Linked DNA regions of Homo sapiens: region 1 is linked to region 2. The links are chromatin loops, found by intact Hi-C in ENCODE. Cell type or tissue: dorsolateral prefrontal cortex. All regions are shown on one strand. Each heading gives the region's core, and the rest is flanking DNA. Links, peaks and the distances in the headings are about the cores only. Region 1 overlaps CSTPP1 (centriolar satellite-associated tubulin polyglutamylase complex regulator 1). Region 2 overlaps LRP4 (LDL receptor related protein 4).

Evidence for each region. Hi-C counts contacts between places; a loop is a spot of excess contacts. Peaks named below come from ENCODE experiments on the same cell type or tissue, not always from the same donor. Only the 100,000 strongest peaks of a DNase experiment are listed, where the experiment ranks them.
Region 1: it touches region 2 in a loop (2.0-fold over the local background); 4 of 110 quality-filtered maps call a loop at or near these places.

Annotation. Positions count from the first base shown.
Region 1 is chr11:47,099,615-47,115,010 of GRCh38, reverse strand. All of the region lies in intron 3 of CSTPP1 (centriolar satellite-associated tubulin polyglutamylase complex regulator 1), which reads right to left. Among named protein-coding and RNA genes, the nearest start is that of ARFGAP2, 70 kb to the left of the region's middle. In dorsolateral prefrontal cortex, for the core only: no CTCF peak of the experiment used is centred there; DNase peaks (open chromatin) are centred at 5,406, 6,630 and 8,050; H3K4me3 peaks cover 1,327 bases; H3K27ac peaks cover 7,187 bases.
Region 2 is chr11:46,893,158-46,908,155 of GRCh38, reverse strand. LRP4 (LDL receptor related protein 4) reads left to right here. Exons shown (of 38, transcript NM_002334.4): 2 at 5,227-5,373; 3 at 7,778-7,894; 4 at 8,180-8,293; 5 at 8,653-8,769; 6 at 9,124-9,252; 7 at 9,479-9,598; 8 at 11,162-11,287; 9 at 11,821-11,946; 10 at 12,138-12,272; 11 at 12,865-12,990; 12 at 13,337-13,567. Among named protein-coding and RNA genes, the nearest start is that of LRP4, 18 kb to the left of the region's middle. RefSeq lists enhancers at 560-1,392, 1,393-2,227, 11,059-11,784. In dorsolateral prefrontal cortex, for the core only: a CTCF peak has its summit at 10,960 (motif pointing right); a DNase peak (open chromatin) is centred at 12,135; H3K27ac peaks cover 4,684 bases.

The DNA.
Region 1 (15,396 bases), core at 3,715-11,714, 210 kb before region 2:
ATTGATGGAACGTATCTCAAAATAATAAGAGCTACTTATGACAAACCCACAGCCAATATCACACTGAATGGGCAAAAGCTGGAAGCATTCCCTTTGAAAACCGGCACAAGACAAGGATGCCCTCTCTCACCACTCCTATTCAACATACTGTTGGAAGTTCTGGCCAGGGCAATCAGGCAAGAGAAAGAAATAAAGGGTATTCAATTAGGATATAAGGAAGTCAAATTGTCCCTGTTTGCAGATGACATGATTGTATATTTAGAAAACCCATTGTCGCAGCCCAAAATCTCTTTAAGCTGATCAGCAACTGCAGCAAAGTCTCAGGATACAAAATCAATGTGCAAAAATCACAAGCATTCTTATACACCAATAACAGACAAACAGAGAGCCAAATCATGAGTGAACTCCCATTCACAATTGCTACAAAGAGAATAAAATACCTAGGAATCCAACTTACAAGGGATGTGAAGGACCTCTTCAAGGAGAACTACAAACCACTGCTCAACGAAATAAAAGAGGACACAAACAAATGGAAGAATATTCCATGCTCATGGATAGAAAATGGTGATACTGCCCAAAGTAATTTGTAGATTCACTGCCATCCCCATCAAGCTACCAATGACTTTCTTCACAGAATTAGAAAAAATTACTTTAAAGTTCATATGGAACCAAAAAAGAGCCCGCATTGCCAAAACAATCCTAAGCAAAAAGGACAAAGCTGGAGGCTTCATGCTACCTGACTTCAAACTATACTACAAGGCTACAATAACCAAAACAGCCTGGTACTGGTACCAAAACAGATATATTGACCAATGGAACAGAACAGAGGCCTCAGAAATAATGCCACACATCTACAACCATCTGATCTTTGACAAACCTGACAAAATCAAGAAATGGGGAAAGGATTCCCTATTTAATAAATGGTGCTGGGAAAACTGGCTAGCCATATGTAGAAAGCTGAAATTGGATCCCTTCCTTACATCTTATACAAAAATTAATTCAAGATGGATTAAAGACTTAAATGTTCGACCTAAAACCATAAAAACCTTAGAAGAAAACCTAGGCAATACTATTCAGGACATAGGCATGGGCAAGGACTTCATGACTAAAACACCAAAAGCAATGGCAACAAAAGCCAAAATAGACAAATGGGATCGAATTAAACTAAAGAGCTGATGCATGGCAAAAGAAACTACCATCAGAGTGAACAGGCAACCTAAAGAATGGGAGAAAATTTTTGCAATCTACCCATCTGACAAAGGGCTAATATCCAGAATCTACAAAGAACTCAAACAAATTTACAAGAAAAAAAACAACCCCATCAAAAAGTGGGCAAAGGATATGAACAGACACTTCTCAAAAGAAGACATCTATGCAGCCAACAGACATGTGAAAAAATGCTCATCATCACTGGTCATCAGAGAAATGCAAATCAAAACCATAATGAAATACCATCTCACGCCAGTTAGAATGACAGTCATTAAAAAGTCAGGAAACAATAGATGCTGGAGAGGAGGTGGAGGAATAGGAACACTTTTACACTGTTGGTGGGACTGTAAACTAATTCAACCATTGTGGAAGTCAGTGTGGTGATTCCTCAGGGATCTAGAACTAGAAATACCATTTGACCCAGCCATCCCAGCCATCCCATTACTAGGTATATACTCAAAGGATTATAAATCATGCTGCTATAAAGACACATGCATACGTATGTTTATTGTGGCACTATTCACAATAGCAAAGACTTGGAACCAACCCAAATGTCCAACAATGATAGACTGGATTAAGAAAATGTGGCACATATACACCATGGAATACTATGCAGCCATAAAAAAGGATGAGTTCATGTCCTTTGCAGGGACATAGATGAAGCTAGAAACCATCATTCTCAGAAAACTGTCACAAGGACAGAAAACCAAACACCACATGTTCTCACTCATAGGTGGGAATTGAACAATGAGATCACTTGGACACAGGGCGGGGAACATCACACACCGGGTCCTGTCGTGGGGTTGGGGGAGTGGGGAGAGATAGTATTAGGAGATTTGCCTAATGTAAATGATGAGTTGACGGGTGCAGCAAACCAACATGGCACATGTACACCTATGTACCAAACCTGCAGATTGTGCACATGTACCCTAGAACTTAAAATATAATAAAAATAAATAAATAAACAAAATGGGGATAACAGAAGAACCTACAGCATGGGTTTTTAGGGGACAAAGTTCACTGACTTAATAGATATTATGTAGCATCTATTATGTGTCACATGTTACTTTTTAGGTGCTTAGGATACATTAGAGAAGAAATAGACAAGCTCTTTGCCTTCATGGAGCTTATCTTGCAGTGGGGAAGACAGATAATGAATGATAAAGAAAATAAACAAATAGGCTGGGCGCAGCAGCTCACGCCTGTAGTCCTGACAGTTTGGGAGGCCAAGGCAGGCGGATCACTTGAGGTCAAGAATTTGAGACCAGCCTGGCCAACATGGTGAAAACCCGTCTCTACAAAAAATACAAAAATTAGCCGGGCATGGTGGTGCATGCCTGTAATCCCAGCTACTCAGGAGGCTGAGGCAGGAGAATCGCTTGAACCCAGGAGGCAGAGGCTGCAGTGAGCTGAGATTGTGCCACTGGACTCCAGCCTGGGTGACAGATCAAGACTCAGTCTCAAAAAACAAACAAACAAACAAACAAATAAGCTATATAGAAAGTTAACTGAGGCAAATTAAGAGATTCAGTGATAAATATAATGGAAAAAAAGAGAATACAGCAAGTCAGAGATAGGGAATATGAGGTGGTACTGGTGGTTCAATTCTCTCTAGAGTGGTCTAGGTAGGTTTAATGGAGAAGGTAACACTCAAGTGAAGATTTGAAGGGGTTAAGGAGTAACTGATACAGACATCTGAGGGAAGAGCATTCCAGGCAGAGGGAATAGCCATTACAGTCTTAAGGAGGGAGTGTGCCTATTGGGTAAGAGGAACAGCATGGAAACCAACATGGCAGGAGCCAAAAGAATAAGAGGGAAAGGAAGAAGAGATGAGGTTAGAGAAATAATGGGCCAGTTCATGTATATGGCCTTTTAGCTCTATAAGCAAAGATTAAATGAAATATTCACATTAAGTGCTTAGAACAGTAAAATCGTACATAGAAAACATTTAATAAATGGTATCTACATCTGTATTTACATGAAGATCTTCTGTTCCCTAAGCAGAGCTAGTCTGGAGGAGGTCAGGCTACAGGAACTGTAGCACCATTTATGTACTTTGGTGGGGTTAGAGAGTCCTTCAACATTTTTAGAAGTACAGAAATCAAACAGATCAAAGGCCTAGGTGATCCGCAGCAGCAAGCAGAGATGGTTAATTCTCTGCAGGTGCTCAGAAAACTGAACTAACTGAGGCATGCAAAGTCAACATAGCATCAATAAAAGACAGGGAAGGAGTGGGGTGTGGAGTGGGGTGGGCTTGGCTAAGGGCTGAAGCCAACAGGAGAGTCGTTAGCAACATAAGAGAGAAAGCAATGGAGCATGGAAGCATCACGTACAGCAGTCGAAACTCATTCTGATATCAATGCAACCGCAAAGTCATGATGAAAATGACTACAAACCACCGGGGAGTAAGCCAGGGAGCCCAGCAACATGAATGCACTCGTAGCGGGGAAAAACAAATTAAGAGATTCAGGCAAAACCATTCCCTTTCCTGGTGGAGGCTCTTTAATCTTTAACATCTCTCTCTTGACACTAGGCACAGATCTTGCCCCAACAAGACAAAGGATAACTTCTGAGAAGCTAATAATTCTCGTTTGGGTGAAGGACTCTTGAGGAGATGAGTGCCATGTATCTGCTGGACTAAAGATGTGTTCTCAGGCCGAGGCGGACAGATCACGAGGTCAGGAGATCGAGACCATCCTGGCTAACACAGTAAAACCCCGTCTCTACTAAAAAAATACAAAAAAATTAGCCAGGAGTGGTGACGGGCGCCTGTAGTCCCAGCTACTCGGGAGGCTGAGGCAGGAGAATGGCGTGAACCCGGGAGGCGGAGCTTGCAGTGAGCCGTGATTGCGCCACTGCACTCCAGCCTGGGCGGCAGAGCTAGACTCTGTCTCAAAAAAAAAAAAAAAAAGATGTGTTCTCTTGGTCATACTGTCTCACGCTGGGTGGATCAGGGCTAACCCACCTCCATGGCTTTCATGACTGAAGGGGCTTCAGGGCCCTGGAGTTGCAGACAGGAATGCAGTCTTTTTGGGAACTGGAGGCAGGCAAGAATATAATAAAGGCTAGATGAAGATACCCAGGCTGGGCTTTAAACTGCTTTAAATTGTGCCAGTTTCTTCTGGCAACTGCCCTAAGGAAAGCAAAGCCAGGCACCACCCAGTGGAAATCTGGAAGTGGGCATACTTTGTGGCATCAATTATGCCAGTTTGGCCAGGAAGTTTGTAGTACTTGGTCTCTATGACCCTGACCTAACCTACTCAATAAGGGGCAGTTTAGTCTGAGTCAGAAGAAATGAAGAGCGACTCGATATTGTGATCTTTGACTTAACGTATTCAATTTGTAATTAAGACCATTATTAAAATCAGTATAAGAAATCATGTCTTCTCATTCCATTCCTCAAACTCTCTGTCTGTCTGCCTTTACTATTTCCTGATAGTAACCATGGATATTTGCTTTAGAAGTTCTTAATTGCTACATTCTTAGCTACTTATTTAGTCAATATACTAAGTGTCAAAGGTATGCCAGGGACTGTGCTAGATTCTGGGGAAACAGCAAGGGATAAGACAGATAAAAATCCCTATTTTCATGGTACTTACATTCTAGTGTGTATGTGTGGAGGCAGTGGTTGGGGAGACAGAGAATAAAAAGTAACAAAGAAAGAAATACTTTTAGGAAGTGAGGAGAGCAATGACATAAATCAGGCAGGGTGGTGTGATACACAGTGACTGAGGGTGGGACCACATGAGATGGCTGTGCCAGGCTCATCTTTGAGAACGTACCATTTGAGCTGAGAACTCACCAGATGAGAATCAGCCAGCCATGCAATCTAGGGAAAGAAGGAAGGGCAAAGACCGGGAGATGGGAATCAGCAACAAGAGTGTTTTGCTTCCCGCCTCTCCATTCTGCACACAAATGCTATTTCTCTGTCTCTGGCATGTTGCAATCTAGCATGTTAAAGAAATTGCTCTATGATGCCTAGGAAGGGAATAATATTAAATGAAACAGAATTCCAAGCCTTACCAATTACTGGAGCTACATACTGCCATGGGGGAGGGTGGGGACACTGAGGAAAGATAAGGCAAGGGCTGTGGAAGCTGCCCCAGGCTGCCCCATTTCACTACTGTGGTTAACTGGCAAAGGAGTCCATGCAAATGAGTGCAGGATGTCCAAATCGCAGCACTGTTTCACACATCATCATTTCAAGTCACCGACTGACAGGATTTAGCACTCTGTGTCTGGCAGCAACCAGCAGTGAAGCAGAGAGAATTCCACTGGATTATCCAAAGCATCTGACCCGCAAATGAGGAGTGAGCAGAACATTTTTAAAAAACAACTCTTGAGTGGTTCAGTGAGCCAATTTGACATCGAAGAGAGACACACAAACATCCAGCCACCTCTGAGGCAAAAGGTCAATTTCTTCTGCTTGTCCTCGGTCCTCAGAATCCAAGTTACTGATGTGAGCTCTGTCCCTCATTTTCCTAGCCAAAGGGGTAGATGTGAAGCACAGACAGGCCAGATACAGTGTTCTGGGACAACACACCATTGTCTGAATCCAGAGAGCATCATGGCTACAGTGGACGAGAGTAGGCTCAGTGGGAGAGGCTCAGGGAACATCAGAAGTGCAGGGCCTGTCTTTTGAAGATAAAGTCTGGCTAGATCAGCTTTTCAGTGAAAGAAGCCAAAGTCTGCAGCCAGATCTTCATTTTTGGTGAGCCCATCACAGATTCCAGGTTTAGGATGAGGGGCTAGAATGAAGGGAAAAGGCCAATTATCACCCTATAAGAAGTAGATAGGCTAGGGGCGGTGGCTCACGCCTGTAATCCCAGCACTTTGGGAGGGTGAGGTGGGCGAATCACTTGAGGTCAGGAGTTCAAGACAAGCCTGACCAACATGGTGAAACCCTGTCTCTACTAAAAATACAAAAATTAGTCAGGCATGGTGGCCGGCGCCTGTAATCCCAGTTACTCAGGAGGCTGAGGTAAGAGAATCGCTTGAACCCAAGAGGCCGAGGTTGCAGTGAGCTGAGATTGTGCCACTGTACTCCAGCCTGGGCGACGCAGTGAGACTCCATCTCAAAAAAAAAAAAAAAAAAAAGTAGATAGTACTGAACTGTCCCACCCTTGTGGGTTTCTGAACTTTCTAATTCTCCAATCAAGTCCTGAGACCCTCCTGCTCCCCATCCTTCTCTCCTCCAAGCTCTTCTCACACAGCTGTGAGGTAAGATTTACTAGATGGAATGTGTTTGCAAAATCTGTTTTGTTCACTGTAACATGTTTATCAAAAAAGAAAAAAAAAAGCCTGTCCCTTCTCACTATTTAGTTTTTGGTGACTGCCTTTTGGGATCTGGAACTGGATAAACAGATGGACTTCACAGAAGAAATCAGGCGAAGCGCCAGGGTGTGTATATATATCTTAGTCTCACTGTATATACGGCAGATAGCCCTCGTGCAAACAGCTGTGCTGGTTTTGGAGGAAAGTGAGGGGACAGTGTCTCCTGGATGACAGTGCTCCCATTGCTCCAAGGTGTACCTCCCTGTGGTGCTTTGGGCTATAGGATGCCAGACAGATTCTAGAGTTCTAACCTCAGATATATGACCCTGATTTCATTTTCTGGCCTCTAGTTGTGGTAATTAAGGGTTGTGCCAGATCCCAAACTATTGCTAATTATTCATACTGGGTTTGCTATAAACGAGTGCTGAGTATTTGCACTGTGTATAGTGATGAGTACCTTTGCAATATACTGGATGCCTCTATTAAGGGGATGCCCAGGAGGGGTATGGTTTTGAGCGTCTGTGTGTGTGTGCGCACATGCGCACATGCAGAAGTTGTGGAAGGCCTGGACTACTGTATTTGCCTGGCCACAGAGAAGTATCACTGCCAGGGGAACAAGGTACAGTGATTCCTCATGTGCAGCACGCTGCTGCCCCAAGGGAACTGGGGGGGAATTGTACCGAGCAGTTTCCCCCTAATTTTTTTTTGCCACCTTGTCCAGTATAAATCTCTATTGCAGGGGTGGAGGTGGAGGAAGTAATTCTTTCTTAATTCAATGTGCTTCAATTCCCAGATATGAACAAACTTCAGAACATTTTAGGAGAATCTTCTAATAGAAAAAACATATTCATTTGCTTCACAGAGTAGGTTTCAGGTGGATGTCTCCTTCTCTCCTGGACAAACTCCTTGAAAAAAAACCATGAAAATAAAAGGCAATACTGTCCAAACAGGAAACTGGTGCCAAATAGAGGCAAAAAACCAAAGCAAAACAACTCCCTGAGATAGAGTGGACTGCATTCATTAGGTTCAGGTAGCTCAAAAGACAAGAACATTAAATAATTAGACTCCAACAGATCAAGGTGCTGTAGGTAATGGGACCTCATAAGGACAGAACAAAAGATCCTGTTTCTAACAAAGGTTCTACAGACCTTTATACTACAGTGAGCAATGAGTGAGAGGGATGCTGCCCAGGAAATGAAAGGACTCAATCGTTCCTCTTCAGTGAGCGGAGCCCAGGAGGAGTGTTCCAGGGCGCTCTCACAAACACTCTTTAATAATACCATCCAGAGCCTTTGATTCAAGGAACATGCTGAAGAATAAACAGCCTATTAATCTGAGTTTTCTGGTGTGCCTGAGTATACAAAGCAGCAATGAACTAACCCCTTGGCTCTTGCAAACATCCCGACTGCACACCATCCGCTGCTCCACTACACAGCTCAGCCCCTCCTTCCCCTGCATGCAATTTGCCCCTGGAAAAGCTTCAAGGTTTGGGGGTCCTGATGGTTTCATCTAAGGATGCTCAGGCCAAACCCAGGGTGCAAAGAACGGGAAACAGCGTATCCTTGTTTGGCCATAAGAAGGCACAGCCATGTGACCAGGCTCAAATGAGAACTGTGTGGTAGTGTGAGTGGGTAAGGAGACAAAGTCATCAGTCTGCCTCTTTCTGAGCCAAGTTGACAGCCACAGGCCTGGGAAAGGAAGGCCCAGTTTCAATTGCTTCCTAGTCTTGGTTACCTTGGTGGCAGGAAGGGCTCCTGCATGGGTGGGCTTTGGGTACCATTCTGTGGAAACATTCCTGGGCATTTTGCCTAGGTAAAAATTACCAAGTAAGGTCCCTGAGTTTTCTTTCTTTCTTTCATGTTCTTTTCTTTTCTTTTTTTTTTTTGAGATAGGGTCTTGCTCTATCACCCAGGCTGGAGTGCAGTGGTGTGATCTTGGCTCACTGCAACCTCTCCCTCCTGGGTTCAAGCAATTTTTGTGTCTCAGCTTCCCGTGTACCTGGGACTACAGGTGCGTGTCACCACGCCTGGCTAATTTTTGTATTTTTAGTAGAGACGGGGTTTTGCCATGTTAGCCAGGCAGGTCTTGAACTCCTGGCCTCAAGTGATCCGCCTGTCTTGGCCTAGGTCCCTGAATTTTCAAGGAGAAAAATAGAAGAAAGAGAAATAGCTGTTTCACTTTCATCCTTTCACTAGAAGTCCTTCTTTACAAACAATCAGGTGTAGCTTTTGTGATAACAACAATTTGATCGGTTCTCCTTCCCACCCCTAAGACAAAGTACAATGATAGTACTTTAAGTAATAAACCAGGCGTTCAGTTGTTGAAACAATGTAATTGAGGCTAAGATCATAGGCTCAAATCAGCCATGGGAGCGGTTTCCCTGTGTTCCATGGTCACTGACCTCATGCAAGGTGTGTGCTTAATCATAAAAGGAACTAGTGTGACAAGGTGGATAAATCAGTATCATGGCTATCAACACAGACTGGGTCATGCATACACACACATATTCTCAAAGCCTAATCCCTCTGACCCCAAATTTATATATCAAGGAAAACATATTTAATGAAAGTTTCCTTTCTAAAAATAATTTCAAAGAGGCACTTTGACTTAAAAAAATTAATTCTAAAGCCTTCTGATTCTACTTCCAGGGAACTACTTTGTGTTTAGTCCCTTGAAACTGGAGGACACACATCTTTGACGAAAAGGAGCAGCACAAAAGCTTGCATTTTATGTGCTTGGCTCTGAGATGATACCACAGAGGGTAGGAAGTAAGAGCATGGGCTCTGCAGTTAGACAGATCGAAATCTGAGCTCCTCTTCTGCCACTTGCTGATGTGTGATCTTAGACCCATGACATCAAATCAGTGAGTTTCAACTTCCTCATCTGTAAAATGGGAATACCTTCATGGGATTATTGTGAGGATTATATAACAAAAATGTTTAGTACCATGCCTAGGACACAGTAAGTGTTCAATAAATGATAGCTGTACTTACTGTTTCTTTTAATTAAAAAAAAATTTTTTTTTCAGAGACAGAGTCTCTGTCTGTTGCCCATGCTGGAGTACAGTTGTATGATCATGGCTCACCGTGGCCTCAAACTCCTAGGCTCACGTGATCCTCCCACCTCAGCCTCCTGAGTAGCTGGGAATACAGGCTACCACGCCCAACTACTTTTAAAATTTTTATTTATTTATTGTTTTTGAGAGAGGTCTCCCTATATTGCCCAGGCTAGTCTGGAACCCCTCACTTTAAGTGATCCCCTCACATCTGCTTCCCAAAGTGTAGGGATTACAGGCATGAGCCACCATGCCTGGCCCTTGTTACTCTTTGAATCCTCTAAATAATAGGCACAGGGACTTAACTGGTGGCTGGCAGGCACATGAGCTACATGAAATGGGAGTTTCTTCATTCCTTACCAAGCTGGGCTTAGATCCTCAAACCATCCTTCACTACACTGGAAACAAGTGTTTGGGTTATCTGGGGTAACTGATGGAAGGGCAATGAGAGATCAAACCCTGGTACTCTGGAACTTCATTTTGATTTGGGAACTGCAGGTTGACCTGGAGAATTCCCACCCCAGATTCTGGCTTAGCAGATATAGCCTTTTCCTAGGCTTCCACCTGTTGAGACAAACAGATGTAAACTGAACACAAGAGGGGTTTGCAAGCACAGATCTGGTATCAGACTGCCTTACCCTGCAGCATTCCTGGGGTCATAAAATGACAAACATTTCAACACGCTGGATCTAACCCTTCCTGCCCTGTAACTGGGGCCTTATGAAACTGCTTCTTGTGATTAGAGCCATTGGTACCTCATACCAAGGCTGTGAGGTGGACTTCATTAATATTGATGAGCTGCAGCTCGTTAACCTCATTTGATGTTTATTTACAACCATTCTTCTCATATGCTAATGAATGACACTGGGCTCTTCAGATAGAAAGGAAAGAACTGGACCCTCTCTGCCAGCATCTCCTTGGCAAACTGCTGTCCCTTGAAACAGAAGTTTGCACAGAGGGAATGAAGCCAAATGTAGGGAATGCAGCAGAGAGGACAAAATGATGTGAAAAGAATGTCTGCAATGTAATGGGGGAGAGAGAAGCCCAGCTGCTGGGGCCACAGTGTGACTGAGGTTTGGTTACACCCACCCAGTGGCTAACAAAGAGAAGCTGAAGGGCGGGGAACTGAGGAACTAAGAAAAGGACAATGTGTTAGATTTTGAAATTGGAGTATTGGGGGTGGAGATGAGTGGGCCCCATGGGTGTCAGGGAGCTTGAAGGCCTCTCTAGGATTCATTCCACTTTCTTCTGTGATCTTAAGAAATCAATCGGCAGGGAATTGGGGTGGATTTCTTTAAGGCAGTAAAATACCCATAGCAATGAATGCTTATCAAATGCTTGGCTTGGAGAAGAGTGCTCATTGTCGCACCATGAAATGGGTAAGTAGGGAGAAATAATCTCTGATTCTCTTTCCTCAAAGTTATAGGTTTGTATATTAAAGAATAGGATGATTAAGCAAGGAAGAGTCAGAGACTGAGGAAAAAATATATCTTTAAATATGGCCATTATCAGGCACAGTCGCTCATGCCTGTAATCCCAGCACTTTGGGAGGCCAAGGAGGGAGGATCACTTGAGCTCAGCAGTTTGAGATCCTGGGCAACATAGTGAGACCCCATTAATTAAAAAAAAAATTAGCAGGGCGTGGTAACACATACCTGTGGTCCCAGCTACTCAGGAGGCTGAAGCACAAGAATCGCATGAACTCAGGAGGCAGAGGTTACAGTGAGCTGAGATAGCACCACTTTACTCCAGCCTAGGCAAGAGTGAGACCCTGTCTCAAAAAAAAAAAAAAAAAAAAAAAAGGCCATTCTATTGTTTCAGGGCTGCTAAGCAAAACACAGGTCCCTTCCAAATTCCCCAGTATGTAGCAAGTCAATTTTGGATCATTCCATCCATTCTGAGTGTTTGAAAGAACTAATAAGACATATGAGAAAGGTGGAAGGAAGAATATGTTGGATATATGAAAGTTTATTAATACCAGCAGCAAGAGCAAACTTAAAATTTCTTAAGTACTTCAGTGTCAATTCCCATCAATTTTCTTGACTTTGATTCTGTACATTTTTTTTTTTTTTTGAGACAGGGTCTTGCTTTGTTGCCCAGGCCAGAGTGCAGTGGCATGATCTCAGCTCACTGCAACCCCCACCTCCCAGGCTCAAGCAATCCTCCCACCTCAGCCTCCAGAGTAGCTGGAACTACAGGTATGTGCCACCACACCAGGATAATTTTTTTGTATTTTTTGTAGAGATGAGGTCTCACTATGTTGCCCAGGCTGGTCTTGAACTCCAGGGCTCAAGCGATCCTCCCACCTTGGCCTCCCAAAGTGCTGGGATTATAGGCATAAGCCACCACACCCTGCCGATGCTGTACACTTTACATTACTATTTAGTCAATTATTCCCTTCCTGCCTTTGGGGCCACACTCTCTCCAAAGTATGCCTTTGGGGCCACACTTTCTCCCAATCTGGCTTTTTTTTTTTTTTTTTTCTGTGAGGCACTTTGAAGATCATTCCTACCCTTGATGTGCCTTTCTGTAAGGCTAAAGAGGCAAGAGAAAAAAGAAACCTCTTACCTTAAAGGCTTAACCACATTTTAAAGTGCAAAGTATTGGTTCTAACAAGTAGATGTTTGTTACGTTTGTTTGTCTGAAATCATTACCCCTTAGGGTATACATTTCATTTCGTTCAAGTTTTCTATGAACTCAGTTCCTCTCAGACTGAAGGAATAATCAATAGCAAGCTGTTTCGACCTGACAATGTGCAGCTTGCCCATGCTTAGGGACAAACACAGCTGAAAGAGTAATTGACAGTTATATGCACATTCTAGACTTGAGAAAAGTTTCTCAGTCTTTTTTTCATTATCACCCCCTAGCTTTTTAGACCTTTTTTCTATTTGTCCACTCCCCATGAAATTTTGATATCATGAACATATTATCTATCTATATATTTTTTAAGGGTCACAAACCATTATAATATCTAATTTTTTTTTTTGCCTCCCAAAGAACCAATTTTTGCCCCCTTGGAGGCAATATTGCCTCAATTGAGAAGGCATATTCTAGAGGCTTTTTAAAAGAAGTATATCATCTGATTTACTGTGTTCAGGATTGAACCTAACATTCTCCCAAAGTGAACCATCAAACACAATTACACTTCTGTTCTAATTTTTTTTTTAAAGAAAGAAAGAAAAAAAAGACATCTTTGTGCCTATCTAGTTAGTAATAGTTATTCCAAAAAAGAGATCAAAATCCTTTTTTTCACACTGGACCTGATCTATCCACAGAATAAATGGCTTACTTTTTGGCAGTAGATTAGCTTTTTACAATAATCCTATTTGAGTGCCAGAGAGGTAATAGATTGTTAAGCCCCTTAGGGACCCCCAAATCATTCTCCTAAAAGTCAACAATATATTCCCTTGCAAGAGGAGAATTACGTTCATTATTTCATTAAGTATCTCTCAAACTCCAGAGGACGGTAGTGATTGGTGTCACTATTCCCCTTTTACAAGCAGAGAAATGATCATATTGAGAGGTTAGATAGCTAAATTTAGGTCATTGGCACTGATGTTTCTTCATATAAATATCTTCTCTGTCAAAAAAGGTCACTCTGAGGATTTCTAGACCTGATGTCTTCTGATTCCTACTTTAATCTAGGATCACGGACCTCTAAGAAAAATTTATAAAGGCTGTTTTGCTTCTGCCAACCCCGTCTCTCCATCTGACAGGACAAAAGCAAAGGAAGGTGCTAATAGAGTCTCTAAGAATTGACTGATAGGAAGAGAACTCGGGCTATTGTTCTAAAGGTTACTGTTTCATGAGCAAATGGCTTTAGGTGGCAGCAAAGAATGCTGTATAGGAGGTATGCAAGTTTTTTTTTTTTCTAAGATGAATATCACTATCTTTGCAGGGTTCCGATGACAGGCTATTAAATTATGATATGCTCCTGAGAAGATGCAAAGACCTAAATGAAGACCTCCCACAAACAGTCTTCAAGTAACATGGGAAATTCATATTTTATTTTGTAGTCATGGGAACTAACCACATCTTAAAACTATCCATACTTGAAACTCACCATAAGTCAGTGAGAATTAGAGGTTGGCAAGTCAAATAAAAAATACTACCTAAAAGGGCTCTTCTCTGTAAACTACCCTCAGGCTCTTTTGATTCTCTCAATTAAATCAATGTTAAAATTCCCTTGGAATAGAGGCTGAGGTGGGCGGATCACCTGAGTTCAGGAGTTCAAGACCAGCCTGACCAACATGGTGAAACCCCATCTCTACTAAAAATAAAATAAAAAAAAAAAAAAAAAAAAAAAAATTAGCCGGTGTGGTGGCAGGCACCTGTAATCCCAGCTATTCAGAAGGCTGAGGTAGAAGAATTGCTTGAACCCAGAAGGTGGAAGTTGCAGCGAGCCAAGATTATACCACTGCACTCCTACCTGGGTGACAGAGCAAGACTCTGTCTAAAAAAAAAAAAAAATTCCCTCAGAATAAAATACGACTTATTTATTCTAAAGAGTGACTTCAAGAAATAACTTGTTATCTCATGCTGTCAAGAAGGTCTGCACCTAATCCATTCCTTATGAAAATCTATTCTATTAAAAACAAAAGCAAAGAATTTCAGAGAAGGTTATACTGTAATACTGCTTAGGAACCCAGTACTGAATAACACTATCTCTTTTGTTTGTTTTTTGAGACAGGGTCTCCCTCTGTCGCCCATGCTGGAGTACAGTGGCACAATGTCGGCTCACTGCAACATCTGCCTCTGGGTTTAAGCGATTCTTGTGCCTCAGCCTCCCAAGGAGCTGGGACTACAGGCATATGCCACCATGCCAGGCTAATTTTTGTATTTTTAGTAGAAATAGGGTTTTGCCACGTTGGTCAGGCTGGTCTTGAACTCCTGGTCTCAAGCAATCCACTGCCTCGGCCTCCCAAAGTGCTAGGATTACAGGCATGCGCCACCACACCTGGCTTGAATAACATTATTGCTAACAAATTTGCCCTTATGTGTGACATAAATTTTTCCTACAGCAATGGAAGTTCATTTCCTTTTTGTCTGAAGAGACAGATGTAGGCTGATGATGGGTTAAAGGGCTTAACTTTGTTTCATAATGTCCAGATCCAAAAGATGTACCCCAGATCAATCTAAACATATTAAGGGGAATATAAAAGTATATACATTTAGCTCAACTAGCTTCTGATAGAGAAATGTTAGAAAAGCAGCCAGTGGCTTCCTTTGCTGTAAACAGGGAATAAATTTGAGGGAGGGCAAAAAAAAATCTTCATATCTTGCCTCAAAGAAGATGAAACTATAATTTTTCTGTACTAAAATAGAAACTAGAAGATACAAGGTATAGAAATCTAAAAGGTGACTCATGTTATAGAAGAGGCATTTAAATGAAAAAATGTTTCTTATTGGATCCTATAAAATAGGAAAGCATGGTGTGGTGGGCAGTGGCAAATCCTTTAAAGTCTTGAACATCAGAGCAAGGGAACTAAAGTGAAAATACAAATTGGAATAGGTAAGGAGAGAAAGAGAGTCCTATAAAAAACCCATTCATACTGCTTGCGGCAACTGTCAATGAATTGGAAAGGGCAGTGAGGAGAAATGAGTATCACTGTGTTCCAATACTGATTTGCTAATTTCAGCAGCATTTGTCTATCTTGTTCTACCAACATAACTAGTCAAAGAAACAATCCTAAATACAGGAAAAGGCTAATCTTTTTCATTGGCAGGTGACCAAAGAAAACACTTTCTCCAATGAGCAGTGTAATAAGGCAATACAAACAGGACTGCACTTATCAAACATTTTTATCTGAAGTGCTCAAAACATTTGTCAATATTATACCCAGTTCAACTTCCCCTTC
Region 2 (14,998 bases), core at 6,999-14,998:
ATTTAAGACCACCCTGGCCAACATGGTGAATCCCCGTCTCTACTAAAAATACAAAAATTGGCCAGGTGCAGTGATGGGTGCCTGTAATCCCAGCTACTCAGGAGGCTGAGGCAGGAGAATTGCTTCTCGGGAGGCGGAGGTTGCCGTAAGCTGAGATCGCGCCACTGCACTCCAGCCTGGGCAACACAGCAAGATTCCATCTCGGAAAAAAAAAAGATGGTTATATTATTATGAAGCTTTTGCTGTGTGTTAGCCCTGTGCTAAGCAGTTTATATGGGTTAATCTTTACAAAGCCCTTTGAGTTAGAACTGTTAATATTCCCATTTTATGGATGAGGAAACTGAGGCCTGGAGGGATTAACTAACTTGCTCAAAATTGCGGAATTTGTGGTAGAACCAAGATTTGAACCTTCATCTCTCTGACTTTAGAATCTATGTTGTCTACTACTAAGTTAGTGTGTCTTGTATACCAGATGGATGTTTCCCTTCTTTCCTTTATATCAGGGCTGTCCAGACTTTTGGCTTCCCTGGGCTACACTGGAAGAAGGATTGTCTTGGGCCACACATAAAATACATGAACATTAACAACAGCTGATGAGCTAAGAAAAAAGAAATCGCAAGTAATCTCATGTTTTAAGGAAGTTTACGAATTTGTGTTGGGCCACATTCAAAGCCATCCTGGGCCATGCAAGTCTCAGGTTGGACAAGCTTGCTTTATATGAAAGCCGTGAGAAAGTGGTAAGATGGCGGGAGTGGGAGAGATGAGATGTAAAAGGTAAGATTTTAGTTAACCTCTAGAGAAACATCCTATGAGCACATTAACATATATCCCAAAAGCTGGATGGCTTCATGATCAAAGATACCTTGCGGACAGACCTTTTCCATAGTGAATTGCATTAGGTGGAGGGGCTAGAGCCCAGGCCCCTGGAGGCTAAGGGAGCTTGCGATGTGGCTGGCAGCTTTCAAGGCCAGAGCATAGTGAAGTGTTCTAATTCAACACTTCTTAAAATGAAGGCTGCATTTTGCCACCCACAGTCATTTGTTTTCTTTCTTCACTCACCATTCTTTTCCTTAAAAAGGGTTAAAAGCTGCCTTTATGATCACAGCCAGGACTTGAGTGAAAAGGCAGAATTCCACCTCTGAGGACCCCAGAGGGACAGCAGTTGCCCAGAAGAGCTGGCTTTTTGGAGTATAATGTGTCTGTTTACTGTATGAATGCCCAAGTCAAGCGTTTGCCTGACCGGTGGCTGCCCGCCCTTCACTGCAGCGGACGCTGAGATGTTGATTTGACATGCAGGAAGTCGAGGCCCTTCAACTGCCTGCAACTAACTTGATGCCCACCGATGGAATGCTTTGTTCCTACAGTCTGCGCGGGGGAAATCGGGACTTCTGTTATCACTCAGCCAAAGGCGGGGGTGGGGCCCTAAAAAAACAAACGGAGCTTAAGGTTCTTCCCTACCAGTATGACTTTTCATTTGCACGCAGCCCCAGGACACTGCTCTACTTGCTCTATTCTGGTACTCTGATTCTTAATATCAAGGCCTTTTGGAAAAATTTAGCCTCCACAGCCCTGCATCTGCACAGCCCTGCATCTGCACACCCCAGCCTCCATTATTGAACATCTTTGGTGTGCCAAGGCATAAGATTAGTTTTTTCCACCTTTATTTTCTTGTCTAATCTTTGTTGCTTTTTTTTTTTTTCGAGACAGAGTCTCGCTGTGTTGCCCAGGCTGCAGTGCAGTGGCGTGATCTCTGCTCATTGCAACCTCTGCCTCCATGGTTCAAGCAATTCTTTTGCTTCAGCCTCCCAAGTAGCTGGGACTACAGGCGTGCGCCACCACGCCCAGCTAATTTTTGTATTTTTAGTAGAGACAGGTTTTCACCATGTTGGCCAGGCTGGTCTCAAACTCCTGACCTCAAGTGATCTGCCCGCCTCAGCCTCCCAAAGTGCTAGGATTATAGGCATGAGCCACCATGTTCAGCCCCTTGTGGCTTTTTTACAAACAAGAAAACTGAAGCTTAAGGGGCTACGTGACTTGCACAAGGTCAACTGGCTGGTCGATGGAACCCAAGTCTGTCTGCTCCAGGTCCAGTGCTTTGTCCTCTGCCTAACCTCCTCCTCCTATTCCCCCCTACTTCCTCTCTGTCCTTTCCACAGCTTTCATCCTGAACTCCCGTCTGGTACATCCCCACTCCCTACTGTGTGTGGTTAGCAGCATTTCTCAACCTCTGTTGATGTTTTGGGCCAGATAATTCTTTGTCATAGGGGCCTGTCTGCATGTTATAGATTTTTTTTTTTTTTTTTGAGACGGAGTTTCGCTCCTGTTGCCCAGGTTGGAGTGCAATGGCATGATCTCCCCTCACCGCAACCTCTGCCTCCTGGGTTCAAGCAATTCTCCTGCCTCAGCCTCCCAAGTAGCTGGGATTACAGGTGCCCACCACCATACCCGGCTCATTTTTGTATTTTTAGTAGAGACGGGGGTTTCACCACATTGGCCATGCTGGTCTTGAACTCCTGACCTCAGGTGATCCGCCCACCTGGGCCTCCCAAAGTGCTGGGATTACAGGCGTGTAATCCTGTATAGAATTATACACGTTATAGAGTCTTTAGCAGCATCCCTAGCTTCTACCCACCAGATGTCGGTAAGCACCGCCAAGCAGGACAACCAAAAATGTCTCCAAACATTGCTAAATGTCCTCCGGGGGACAAAATATCCCCAGTTGAGATCCTTATTAGCCTTATCCTTTTTCTTCACCATGATACCCCATGAAGGGGATCTGTGTACCGGGGAGTCCCATCACATGGAGTGGAATTAAACATCTTTGCTGTTCAATCCAGCTAGAGTTCACCAAAAGGGTGCCTACAGCTGTGCTGAGCCTGTCATACTACTGAAGTTCCTCAGGCTGTGTTGTCCAGGATCTGAGTGAGAAAAACCCTCCTCCCTTCTCAGAGTTCTCAGGCCAGAAAGGATGGAGTGGGGGCAGGGGCACCTGGGTCTTTTAGTGCTTCCTGGGGAAGAATCCTCTACCCTGCATTTGTAGAGAGACCCGAAGAGACAGGAGCACTGGGCTTGGAGCAAGGCCTTCCTGTGAGGTCTAGAGACACTGCACCTCCCAACTGGACCTCACTTGGCTTCCGCAGGAAATCCTGCATCTTTTTTTTTTTTTTTTTTTTTTTTTTTGAGACAAGGTCTCATCCTGTCACCATGGCTGGAGTGCAGTGGTGAGATCATGGCTCACTGCAGCCTCAACCTCCCGGGCTCAAGTGATTCTCCCACATCATGCTCCCAAGTAGCTGAGAGTACAGGTGTCCACCACCATGCCTGGCTAACTTTTGTAAATTTCTTTTCTGTAGAGACAGGGTTTTGCCATGTTCCCCGGGCTGGTCTCAAAACTGCTGTGCTCAAAGGATCCACCTGCCTCAGTCTCTCAAAGTGCTGATATTACAGGCATGAGCCACCGTGCCCAGCCCAATCCTGCATCTTTTCTAGAGCAGCTGATTACCATAGCATGTGGAGGGAGAGGGCCAGGCCTCAGTTGAGAATCTGGTGAAAGCTGTGATCCCTTACCCCAGAAACGTACATTATACCTGTAGCATCAGGGATTCACAGAACCCAAAAGCCATCCATCCATCCATCCATCCATCCGTCTGTCCGTCCATCCATCCATCCATCCATGCATTGCAGGCTAGGAAGTTTTACCTTATGCTTGCACTTACTCTTGGGGTTGAGATGGAGAGGGAAAGTTCTAGAGCTCTCTCCCTGCTTTTGGAGGGCATGGCAGCACACCTTTTTATCCTGGCCCTAAGCCCTAGGCTAGGCCAAGGAATTATAATGTGAGACAAGGATGTACATCAAGGAGATGAGCTGAGAGAGAAAAGCTGGACCAGGTACAGAGTATAGGAAGAGGGGTGACAATTTCGAGCTGACTCCTTCTCTGTTTCAGCCCAGCCTGAGGGCAGGGTCCAGCTGAGGGAAGGAAGAGGAGAAGAAAGGAAGGGGGAGAGATGAGCCATGCGCTGCGGCCCCCTCCTTCCCCAGCTGCGAGCAGAGCAGCCCAGCGGGTTGGATGAATGCTGGGAGGGGGGAGAGTGACCCTGGCAGAACCCTTTGTTCCAGCTGAGGCTGGAGCAGGGCACTGAGCCATTCACACGCCATCCCAGGGCATCCTGCTGGGCACGCTGGGGAGGGGGCACAGCAGCTGGTCATGGGACTTGGCCAGGCAGATAGCTCGATGCTCAATAGGGAAGCCCAGCTGCGTGCTGCTGAAGCCGGGGGAGAGGCTGCATCTGCCAGCCTTCCTCAAGGCTGTGGCCTGTGCCACAGACAGGAAGGCCCTGGCAGGTCCCAGTTACTCTGCCCTGAGGTGGCCTGGGGGACTCAGAGCAGCCCACCCTGCTTCCTGCTCCCCTGTGTGGATTCCTTATCCTAAAGAGGCTCCAGCATTTTAATTCCACCATTAGTTCTTGCCCTCCCTGGCCAACATCCCAGGGTCTGGTCCAAGACAGAGGCAGAGCGTCCATATCTCAACCTAGTTTTAGTGAGAAGGCTATGGAGGCCTCTCAACATCACCCTTTCTGTCCCTTGTTCCTCTTCTTCAAAAGCACCAAACCTCTGAGTGGCATCATTTTTTTTTGGAGGGGGTTGTTTCTTTTTTTCTTTTTTGAGACAAGGTCTTGCTCTGTTGCACCTGCTGGAGTGCAGTGGTGTGATCATAGCTCACTGCAGCCTTGACCTCCCAGGTTCAAGCAATCCTCCCACCTCAGCCTCCCAAGTAGCTGGGACTACAGGCACATGCCACTACCCTCAGCTAATTTTTTAGTTTTTTGTAGAAACAAGGTCTCACTATGTTGCCCACGATGGTCTTGAACTTCTGAGCTCAATCAATCCTCCCATCTCAGCCCCTCAAAGTGCTGTGATATAGGTATGAGCCACTGTGCCTAGCCTAGGTGGCATCATCTGTTTCTGGGCCCTTAGAGGTGCCATGCAAAAAAGCCCTGTCATAGAGCGGGTCACCTGGACTCTTTGTAAGCCCAAAGTCAGAGGGTATCTGCTGGGTCGTTTATGCCCTGGAGGAGGCATGGTTTTACTGCCTGCATCTCCCTTGAAGTGTCACTGTGACTCTCCAGGTGACAGTGCCCCTGGACTAGGCTCCTCTACTTTCCCCTCGGAATGGGCTTGGGTTGAGTGGGAGCTGAGCCCTCACTGATTCCTTTTCCCTCCGCCCAGGCCTGGCCAGCAGCCCCGAGTGTGCTTGTGGTCGGAGCCACTTCACATGTGCAGTGAGTGCTCTTGGAGAGTGTACCTGCATCCCTGCCCAGTGGCAGTGTGATGGAGACAATGACTGCGGGGACCACAGCGATGAGGATGGATGTAGTAAGTACCTCCCCAGAGGCAGTGGGAGGTGGTGGAGAGGGACCTGGGGGTGGGGGGCAAGGACAAGGCTGATGGAGTATTTTCTGCATCAACTGTGTCGGACTCAGAGAGTTGGTCTTTTGCAAGCTTGATAGATATTGACATTTGGGTAGTTTCTTCACTATATATGGCTCCAACTCTCCTGTGTTTCTTTTGGTTGGTTCATGCATATATGTCCAAGAAAACAAACTTGACAACACGTGTAAGAGAACACAACAGGGAGTTTCTTTAAATAGGTCTCTCTGTATTTATGTGAATATGTTTGTGTATATGTACCGCATATTTGTGCGTTTTAAAATTTATATACTATACACAAATGTGGATTATTTCTATGTTTCTTATTTTGGTATTTTGTACAATAAAACCTTTTTTTTTTTTTTTTTTTGATACAGAGTCTCATTCTGTTTCCCAGGCTGGAGTGCAGGGGCACAGTCTAGGCTCACTGCAACCTCCACCTCCCAGGTTCAAGTGATTCTCCTGCCTCAGCCTCCTGAGTAGCTGGGACTACAGGCATGTGCCACCATGCCCAGCTAATTTTTTGTATTTTTAGTAGAGATGAGGTTTCAACATTTTGGCCAGGCTGGTCTCGAACTCATGACTTCAAGTGATCCAGCCACCTCAGCCTCCCAAAGTGCTGGGATTACAGGCATGAACCACCACGCCCAGCCACACCTTTCTTAGTAACTTTGTAAGAAATCTTATATTTTCTTAGGCCGGGCGCAGTGGCTCATGCCTGTAATCCCAGCACTTTGGGAGGCTGAGGTGGGCAGATCACGAGGTCAGGAAATCGAGACCATCCTGGCTAATACGCTGAAACCCTGTCTCTATTAAAAATACAAAAAAATTAGCCGGGCGTGGTGGCAGGCACCTGAGGTCCCAGCTACTTGGGAGGCTGAGGCAGGAGAATGGTGTAAACCCGGGAGACAGAGCTTGCAGTGAGCCGAGATCGCGCCACTGCACTCCAGATTGGGCGACAGAGCGAGACTCCGTCTAAAAAAAAAAAAACTTATATTTTCCTTAAGTCTCCCTTTTCCCCTAGCATGGTAACATCTGCACAGTTGGCCAGGGTGACCTGTCTTGGATATATAGAAATATCCCTGCTAAGCCAATAGTCTGGATTAGAGGCGCAATCTCTGACCTACCTGTAGCATCTATGTCTGAGGGTGGCTAATTAGTCTAATGGGAACGGAGGTACAACCTGGACCTCATTAACCCTAACCAGTTCAGCTAATTGTGTTGATGATAAATGCTTCACTTTCATGTAGCATTTTCATAGGCATTATATCAAAAGGCCTCTATGAACTGAGTATAATTATCCCCATTGTACAGCCAAAAAGACTTCAGCTCAGAGAGGGTAAATGACTTGCTCAGAGTGTTACGTAATGAACTGGAAATTGAGCCCGGGTGTGTCAATCATCATTTAACAAGAGGAAAGGAGGGGAAAAAGGCGCTTCTTTCTCTTGCTCATGTTTTTCTTATGTTTTCTTAGCTCCTGTGAGTTCTTTGGGTTGTTCTTCCCCTACCCTGTGAACCCCTCACCACAATTACCTTTTGAATCTCTGTCTTAGCTGCAGTTTCTGCTTAGCTTCTCCATCAGCTGGGGATGGGCCTAGGAGTCAGTAAGGAAGGACTATAAAACAGACAAGGGGGCTGGGTGTGGTGGCTCACGCCTGTAATCCCAACAGTTTGGGAGGCCAAGGCAGGTGGATCTCTTGAGGCCAGGAGTTCGAGACTGGCCTGGCCAACATGGCGAAAACCCACCTCTACTAAAAATACACACAAAAAAAAAGATAGCTGGGTGTGGCAGCGGGCACCTGTAACACCAGCTACTCGGGAGGCTGAGGCATGAGAATTCCTTGAACCCAGGAGGCGGTGGTTGCAGTGAGCCGAGATCATACCACTGCACTCCAGCCTGGGTGACAGAGTCAGACTCTGTTTCAAAAAAAAAAAAAAGGCCAGGCGCCATGGCTCATGCCTGTAATCCCAGCACTTTGGGAGGCTGAGGCAGGCAGATCACCTGAGGTCGGGGGTTTGAGACCAGCCTGGCCAACACGACAAAACCCTGTCTCTACTAAAAATGCAAAAAACAAAAACAAAAACCAAAAAAACCTAGCCAGGTGTGGTGAAGCATGCCTGTAATCCCAGCTACTTGGGAGGCTGAGTCAGAATCGCCTGAACCAGGAGGCAGAGGTTGCAGTGAGCCAAGATTGCGCCACTGTACTCCAACCTGGGTGACAGAGTAAGACTCGGTCTCAAAAAAAGAAAAAAAGACAAGGGGATTTGGAGCAAAAGGCTATCTGGCCTAGTTGAGCCTGAGTAAGAATACCAGGTTGATTGACTTTTCTTTTCTTTTCCTGGGATTCAGTACTACCTACCTGTTCCCCTCTTGACTTTCACTGTGACAATGGCAAGTGCATCCGCCGCTCCTGGGTGTGTGACGGGGACAACGACTGTGAGGATGACTCGGATGAGCAGGACTGTCGTGAGTGTTGGCAGAGGCTGGGCGGAACTCCATTGAGTTCCACTGGGAAAGGATTTTCAATCAGAAAGCAATGCCCCAGGTCCACATGAGCCCTTGTGTTTTCAGCACTTTGTCCTGTCCTTTCACTTCCTCTCGAAGTCAGATAAGCTGCTGAGAGGCAGCCACCTCCTTCGGAGCCCTCAGGGCAGCACTGGAGCTACTTGACTGCTCCGGAGGGCTTTAAGTCAGGCTTCCAGGCACCAGACCCCCACTGCCTGCAGCAGCCTGACTGCTCTGTGCCCACAGCCCCCCGGGAGTGTGAGGAGGACGAGTTTCCCTGCCAGAATGGCTACTGCATCCGGAGTCTGTGGCACTGCGATGGTGACAATGACTGTGGCGACAACAGCGATGAGCAGTGTGGTGGGTGACCCCAACGGGGGAAGGCAGGCAAGGTGGCCAGTGGGTGGCCTGGCCATGGGAGAAGATAGCAGCAATGGCCCTAGCACTGCCAAACCTCCAACTGCCCAGATATCTGGAGCAGCTAGAGGAACGCAGAGGGGGCAGAGCCGCTCAGACCCCCCAGAAACTGTGGACCAGGAGGCTGAGGCCCAGTCTCTCCAGGGCCTCCGTTCTCCCTGGAGAGTCTGCACTGACTCTGGGGTGCCTTTCGGGGGCTAGGTCAGACCCGCCAAAGCCAGTGAGGTTGGGAGTCAGAGAGGAGGGTGAGAGGGTTGCCTGTGGGGCCCCCTCAGAACTGCTGTCCCATCGCATCCCCCCAGACATGCGCAAGTGCTCCGACAAGGAGTTCCGCTGTAGTGACGGAAGCTGCATTGCTGAGCATTGGTACTGCGACGGTGACACCGACTGCAAAGATGGCTCCGATGAGGAGAACTGTCGTGAGTGGCCCCAGACCTCAGGCTGTTGGGTTGGATGAGGGCAGACAGTTCTGCCCATTGGCTAAGGGCGAGGCTGAGGAGTGCATGTACCAAGGGCAAGGAGCATGGGTGCCTCAGCAGCAGCTCCTCCTAGGCTGAGCTAGGGAGGGAGCAAGTTCCCCAGGTGGGAAGGGAAGGCTTCCTTTGGTCCACCTGAATATGGGCGTCTATAAGGGCTGTCCCAGATGAAACCTGGTTACATCTCACTTGAAGAAGCTCTCCTGCCTGAGCATCCTGCCTGCTTGAGGAATCAGGGCCCCTCTCCTTCATCCAGGCCTGAGTGTGTGCCCCTCCCCACCCCTGCCTTCCCTCCAGCCTCAGCAGTGCCAGCGCCCCCCTGCAACCTGGAGGAGTTCCAGTGTGCCTATGGACGCTGCATCCTCGACATCTACCACTGCGATGGCGACGATGACTGTGGAGACTGGTCAGACGAGTCTGACTGCTGTGAGTACTCTGGCCAGCTGGGAGGTGGGGAGGCCAGGCTGGGAAGAACTGCTTGGGTGGCAAGGCACAGTCGCCAGCTGGGGCAGGAGTTCAGAGAGGAGTTTCTGGATTTTCTGGTCCCTCTTGGGAAGAGATGGAGGAACTGGGATTCTGGGGCTGTGGCCTTCTAGTCTGCCATGGGACACTGCACAGACTGGCTAGAGACAGAAGTCTTGTGTTTCCCTAGCCTCCCACCAGCCCTGCCGCTCTGGGGAGTTCATGTGTGACAGTGGCCTGTGCATCAATGCAGGCTGGCGCTGCGATGGTGACGCGGACTGTGATGACCAGTCTGATGAGCGCAACTGCAGTGAGTGGGGAAATGGAATTAGGTTGGGCTTGAACTAAGGAGAAGGCTTGTGGAGCCAAAGAGGCCACTACCGGCTGGGCGCGGTGGCTCATGCTTATAATGCCAGCACTTTGGGAGACCAAGGTGGGTGGATTGCTTGAGGTCAGGAGTTCAAGACCAGCCTGGGTAACATGGTTAAACCCCATCTCTACTAAAAATACAAAACTTAGCTGGGTGTGGTGGCGCATGCCTGTAATCCCAGCTACTCGGGAGGCTGAGGCAGGAGAATCGCTTGAACCTAGGAGGCAGAGGTTGCAGTGACCCGAGACGGCGTCCCTGTAGCAGAGTGAGATGACATCTCAAAAAACAAGACAATCCGGGAGGTGAGGGGCGCCTCTGCCTGGCCGCCCCTACTGGGAAGTGAGGAGCCCCTCTGCCCGGCCAGCCGCCCCATCCAGGAGGGAGGTGGGGGGGTCAGCCCCCCGCCCGGTCAGCCACCCCGTCCGGGAGGGAGGTGGGGGGGTCAGCCCCCCGCCCGGCCAGCCGCCCCGTCCGGGAGGGAGGTTGGGGGGTCAGCCCCCCGCCCGGCCAGCCGCCCCGTCCGGGAGGTGAGGGGCGCCTCTGCCCGGCCGCCCCTACTGGGAAGTGAGGAGCCCCTCTGCCAGGCCACCACCCCGTCTGGGAGGTGTACCCAACAGCTCATTGAGAACGGGCCATGATGACAATGGCGGTTTTGTGGAATAGAAAGGAGGGAAAGGTGGGGAAAAGATTGAGAAATCGGATGGTTGCCGTGTCTGTGTAGAAAGAAGTATACATGGGAGACTTTTCATTTTGTTCTGTACTAAGAAAAATTCTTCTGCCTTGGGATCCTGTTGATCTGTGACCTTACCCCCAACCCTGTGCTCTCTGAAACATGTGCTGTGTCCACTCAGGGTTAAATGGATTAAGGGCGGTGCAAGATGTGCTTTGTTAAACAGATGCTTGAAGGCCGCATGCTCGTTAAGAGTCATCACCACTCCCTAATCTCAAGTACCCAGGGACACAAACACTGCGGAAGGCCGCAGGGTCCTCTGCCTAGGAAAACCAGAGACCTTTGTTCACTTGTTTATCTGCTGACCTTCCCTCCACTATTGTCCTATGACCCTGCCAAATCCCCCTCTGCGAGAAACACCCAAGAATGATAATAAAAAAATTAAAAAATAAAAAAAAATAAAAATAAAAAAATAAAAAGAAAAAAAAAAAAAGACAAACAGGCCACTACCCATAAATCTTGAAGACACTGGGTAAGACCACCACCATGTACAGTTGTGTAGGTTGTGCACTGTGCAGAGGCAATATGTCCAAAGGGAAGCCAGTCACATAATAGATTTATATACTCATCATGGCAGTTTTCCAGCAGATGGCAGTAAAGTGTCTTGAGGAAAGGATACTTTTTTCTGATTCACACAAAGACACTATATAGACCAGCTGTGATCCCGGTGTCAAGAGTGGCATGGGTACTGATATAAGCTGCAGATTTGGGTGGCAGGGAGAATTTCAGGCTGAAATGGGGCCCACCTTTCATTAAGCCTTTGCTTTGCCCAGCCACCTCCATGTGTACGGCAGAACAGTTCCGCTGTCACTCAGGCCGCTGTGTCCGCCTGTCCTGGCGCTGTGATGGGGAGGACGACTGTGCAGACAACAGCGATGAAGAGAACTGTGAGAATACAGGTGGTGTCTCCCGGGGTGCCCCAGAACCCTTAGCCTATAGTTGGGGTGGAAGGGTGGAAAAGAGGGTGCTTTGGTATCTTTCCAGTTGGGTTGAGGTTTTACCAGTGTAAAATCCAGGTGCATCATTGACCTGCGGCCTTATGGCCTGGAGCACAGTATCAGAGCTGCGAGTTTCAATTGCCACTCCTATTCTAACTCACACACAGCCAGTGCCTTTAGCTCTGGTCTAGTGAGGAAGGACTACCCTCCATCTGGCAGCCCCCATGTGTGCTCCCCTGGCCACACCCAGTATTGAGCATGTGGTTGCACTTTTTCATTCTGTTCCATATTCCTCACCATCCCACTGTGGAGTCCTGGGGAGAAAGCAAATGCAGACATTCAGCCAGCCCTGTCTGAGCTGCTTCCTGCCCAGGACCCTCACCCTCCCACCTTGAGTCTCATCTGTCTCCAGCTTACCCTAGAAAATGACAGGCTCCCATCTCTTTGTTGGCCCAAGCCCTGCCTTGCTATGACCTGACCCTCCATCTCTCTAGGAAGCCCCCAATGTGCCTTGGACCAGTTCCTGTGTTGGAATGGGCGCTGCATTGGGCAGAGGAAGCTGTGCAACGGGGTCAACGACTGTGGTGACAACAGCGACGAAAGCCCACAGCAGAATTGCCGTGAGTGTCCCCAGTGGGCGGACCTGGCCCATGGTTTGTGGCCGAACCCCACCCATAGGGTTCAAAGGGAATCCTCCCTCAGGACTCTTGCAGCTTTGGGAGCTGTTCTTTGTGGTCCAGGTGGAATGCCAAGTTGGCTCTCTGGGGGAGGATTCTGGGCTCAACTCCCAACTCTGGCTTGGCTGGCACAGGGCCCCGGACGGGTGAGGAGAACTGCAATGTTAACAACGGTGGCTGTGCCCAGAAGTGCCAGATGGTGCGGGGGGCAGTGCAGTGTACCTGCCACACAGGCTACCGGCTCACAGAGGATGGGCACACGTGCCAAGGTGAGCTGGGGCCTGGTTTGCAGCAGAGTCGGGGTTCTGAGCAGGGGCAGCAGACAGGCAGCTGTGTTTCCTATGGGTCAGGCATTTGAACGGTGTGACCTCATTTCGTCCTCACAATAACCCTAGGAGGTGGGGATCATCCTTCCCATTTCACAGATGGGGAGACTGAAGCACAGAGAGGATAAGTAGCTTACCAAAGGCCACACAGCTGGCGAGTAGCAGAGTTGGGATTCCAGCCCAGGTCTGCATGACCTTAAAGCCCTTAACCATTTCTTCTTTTTTATTTTTTATTTTTATTTTTTTGAGATGGAGCCTCGCTCTGTCGCCCAGGCTGGAGTGCAGTGGTGCGATCTCGGCTCACTGCAGCCTCCGCCTCCTGGGTTCAAGCCATTCTCCTGCCTCAGCCTCTTGAGTAGCTGGGACTACAGGTGTGCGCCACCACGCCCGGCCGCCCTTAACCATTTCTTAGACAGCCTTCCCACTAGGCCTGGAAAGTAGATGGGGATGTGGGCAGAAAAGCAGCTCGGCAGCCTGGGAGCGGGAGTGGGAGGACGACAGAAGGGAGATCTCTTGACCTGCCTGGTGTTCCCAGATGTGAATGAATGTGCCGAGGAGGGGTATTGCAGCCAGGGCTGCACCAACAGCGAAGGGGCTTTCCAATGCTGGTGTGAAACAGGCTATGAACTACGGCCCGACCGGCGCAGCTGCAAGGCTCTGGGTAAGGGCTGTTGGCACTTGGCTGGGTGGGCAGAGGGCCGAGCATGGAGGAAGGCCAGGTACTCTGGTGCTCAGGGATTTGCAGAGAGGTAGAGAGATTTCTGTCACAGTAAAATGCAGCAACAGTTGCATTCTGAGCCCCAAGAAAAATGCTGCTGGGGTGGAGTGGGGTGGGGAGGGGTGGAGGAATATAGTTTAAAGGTTGCCACTCTTCTGGTACTGATGCTGACAGCTTGGGGCATGTCCTTGTGAGCAAGTGGCTCCATCGGTCAGCTGAAGACCTGCTGATGGGTACCAGGGGCGGCTCTGAAACCCAGTGGGTATCCCATGTTTATACTGTTTCCCAGGGCCAGAGCCTGTGCTGCTGTTCGCCAATCGCATCGACATCCGGCAGGTGCTGCCACACCGCTCTGAGTACACACTGCTGCTTAACAACCTGGAGAATGCCATTGCCCTTGATTTCCACCACCGCCGCGAGCTTGTCTTCTGGTCAGATGTCACCCTGGACCGGATCCTCCGTGCCAACCTCAACGGCAGCAACGTGGAGGAGGTTGTGTCTACTGGGCTGGAGAGCCCAGGTAGGGAACAAGGCCCCATGGAGAGGGGCAGAGCCATGCCACATGCGCAGCAACGGTGGGAGGAATAGGCCAGTGGTTTGCAAACCTTAGGCAGCAGGACATCTTTTTCTTCCAGGGAAATCTTAGTTGGAGCCCTAATATAGAAAACATTTGTTAATGTATATCAATTTTATAGGTTCAAATATAACATTTGCTCATGATTGAGCTCAATCAGTGAGAATAATGAGACCACGTTGGTGGTTGTGATCATGGGAATCAGATTTATGGATGACAGAGTTCTCCATCAGCCTTTGCATCTAGTTTATTTCTGAGTTTTGTTTCGATTGCTTAGTATTAAGAATATTCTGATTGACCTGGATAAGTATATCAAAATGTTTTATAGATTGTTAAAAAAACAGGCCAGGCACGGTGGCTCACGCCTGTAATCCCAGCACTTTGGGAGGCTGAGGTGGGCAGATCACCTGAGGTTGGGAGTTTGAGACCAGCCTGACCAACATGGAGAAACCCCATCTCTACTAAAAATACAAAAGTTAGCCGGGCGTGGTGGCGCATGCCTGTAATCCCAGCTACTTGGGAGGCTGAGGCAGGAGAATTGCTTGAACTCAGGAAGTGGAGGTTGCGGTGAGCCGAGATCACGCCATTGTACTTCAGCCTAGGCAAAACTCCGTCTCAAAAAAAAAAAAAAAATAGTTCAAGCGTGGTGGCTTACGCCTGTAATCCCAGCACTTTGGGAGGCTGAAGCAGGCGGATCACGTGAGGTCAGGAGTTTGAGACCAGCCTGGCCAACATGGCAAAACCCCATCTCTATTAAAAATACAAAAATTAGCCAGGCATGGTGGCAAATGCCTGTAATCCCAGCTACTTGGGAGGCTGAGGAAGGAGAAACTCTTGAACCCAGGAGGTGGAGGTTGCAGTGACCCGAGACTGCACCACTGCACTCCAGCCTGCGCAATGGGAGTGAGACTCCATCTCGAAACAAACAAACAAAAAACCACAGAAACAGCTCACTTGTCAATCTCAGGCTATTTTACAAATAGGTGAAGTGGTCAAATTCTAATTTGGTATCAAGCACATTGGACTCAAATGCCTAGGGAATTTCTGAAATGCCTCTGCAAAACCCCAGATGACAATTTACAAACCCCTGGGTCAGTGCAGTGGGGGACCCTGGGAATGCGTCAGGGAGACAGAATTCAGAAAGTGATGTATGGTTGACTGTGAGGAGGAAGTGCATGCCCTTGGACAGTTACTTAACTCTTTTGTGCCTCAATTTCCTCATCCTCATGGAAATTACAGTATCTAGCTCACAGAGTTGTGATGCTTAAATGAATTCATGTATCTGAAGTGATGACAATAGTGCCTGGCCCAAAAAATTGCTTCCTGTAAGAGTTTGCTCCTATTACTATGGGACATGGGGGCCTGGGTTGACTCCTT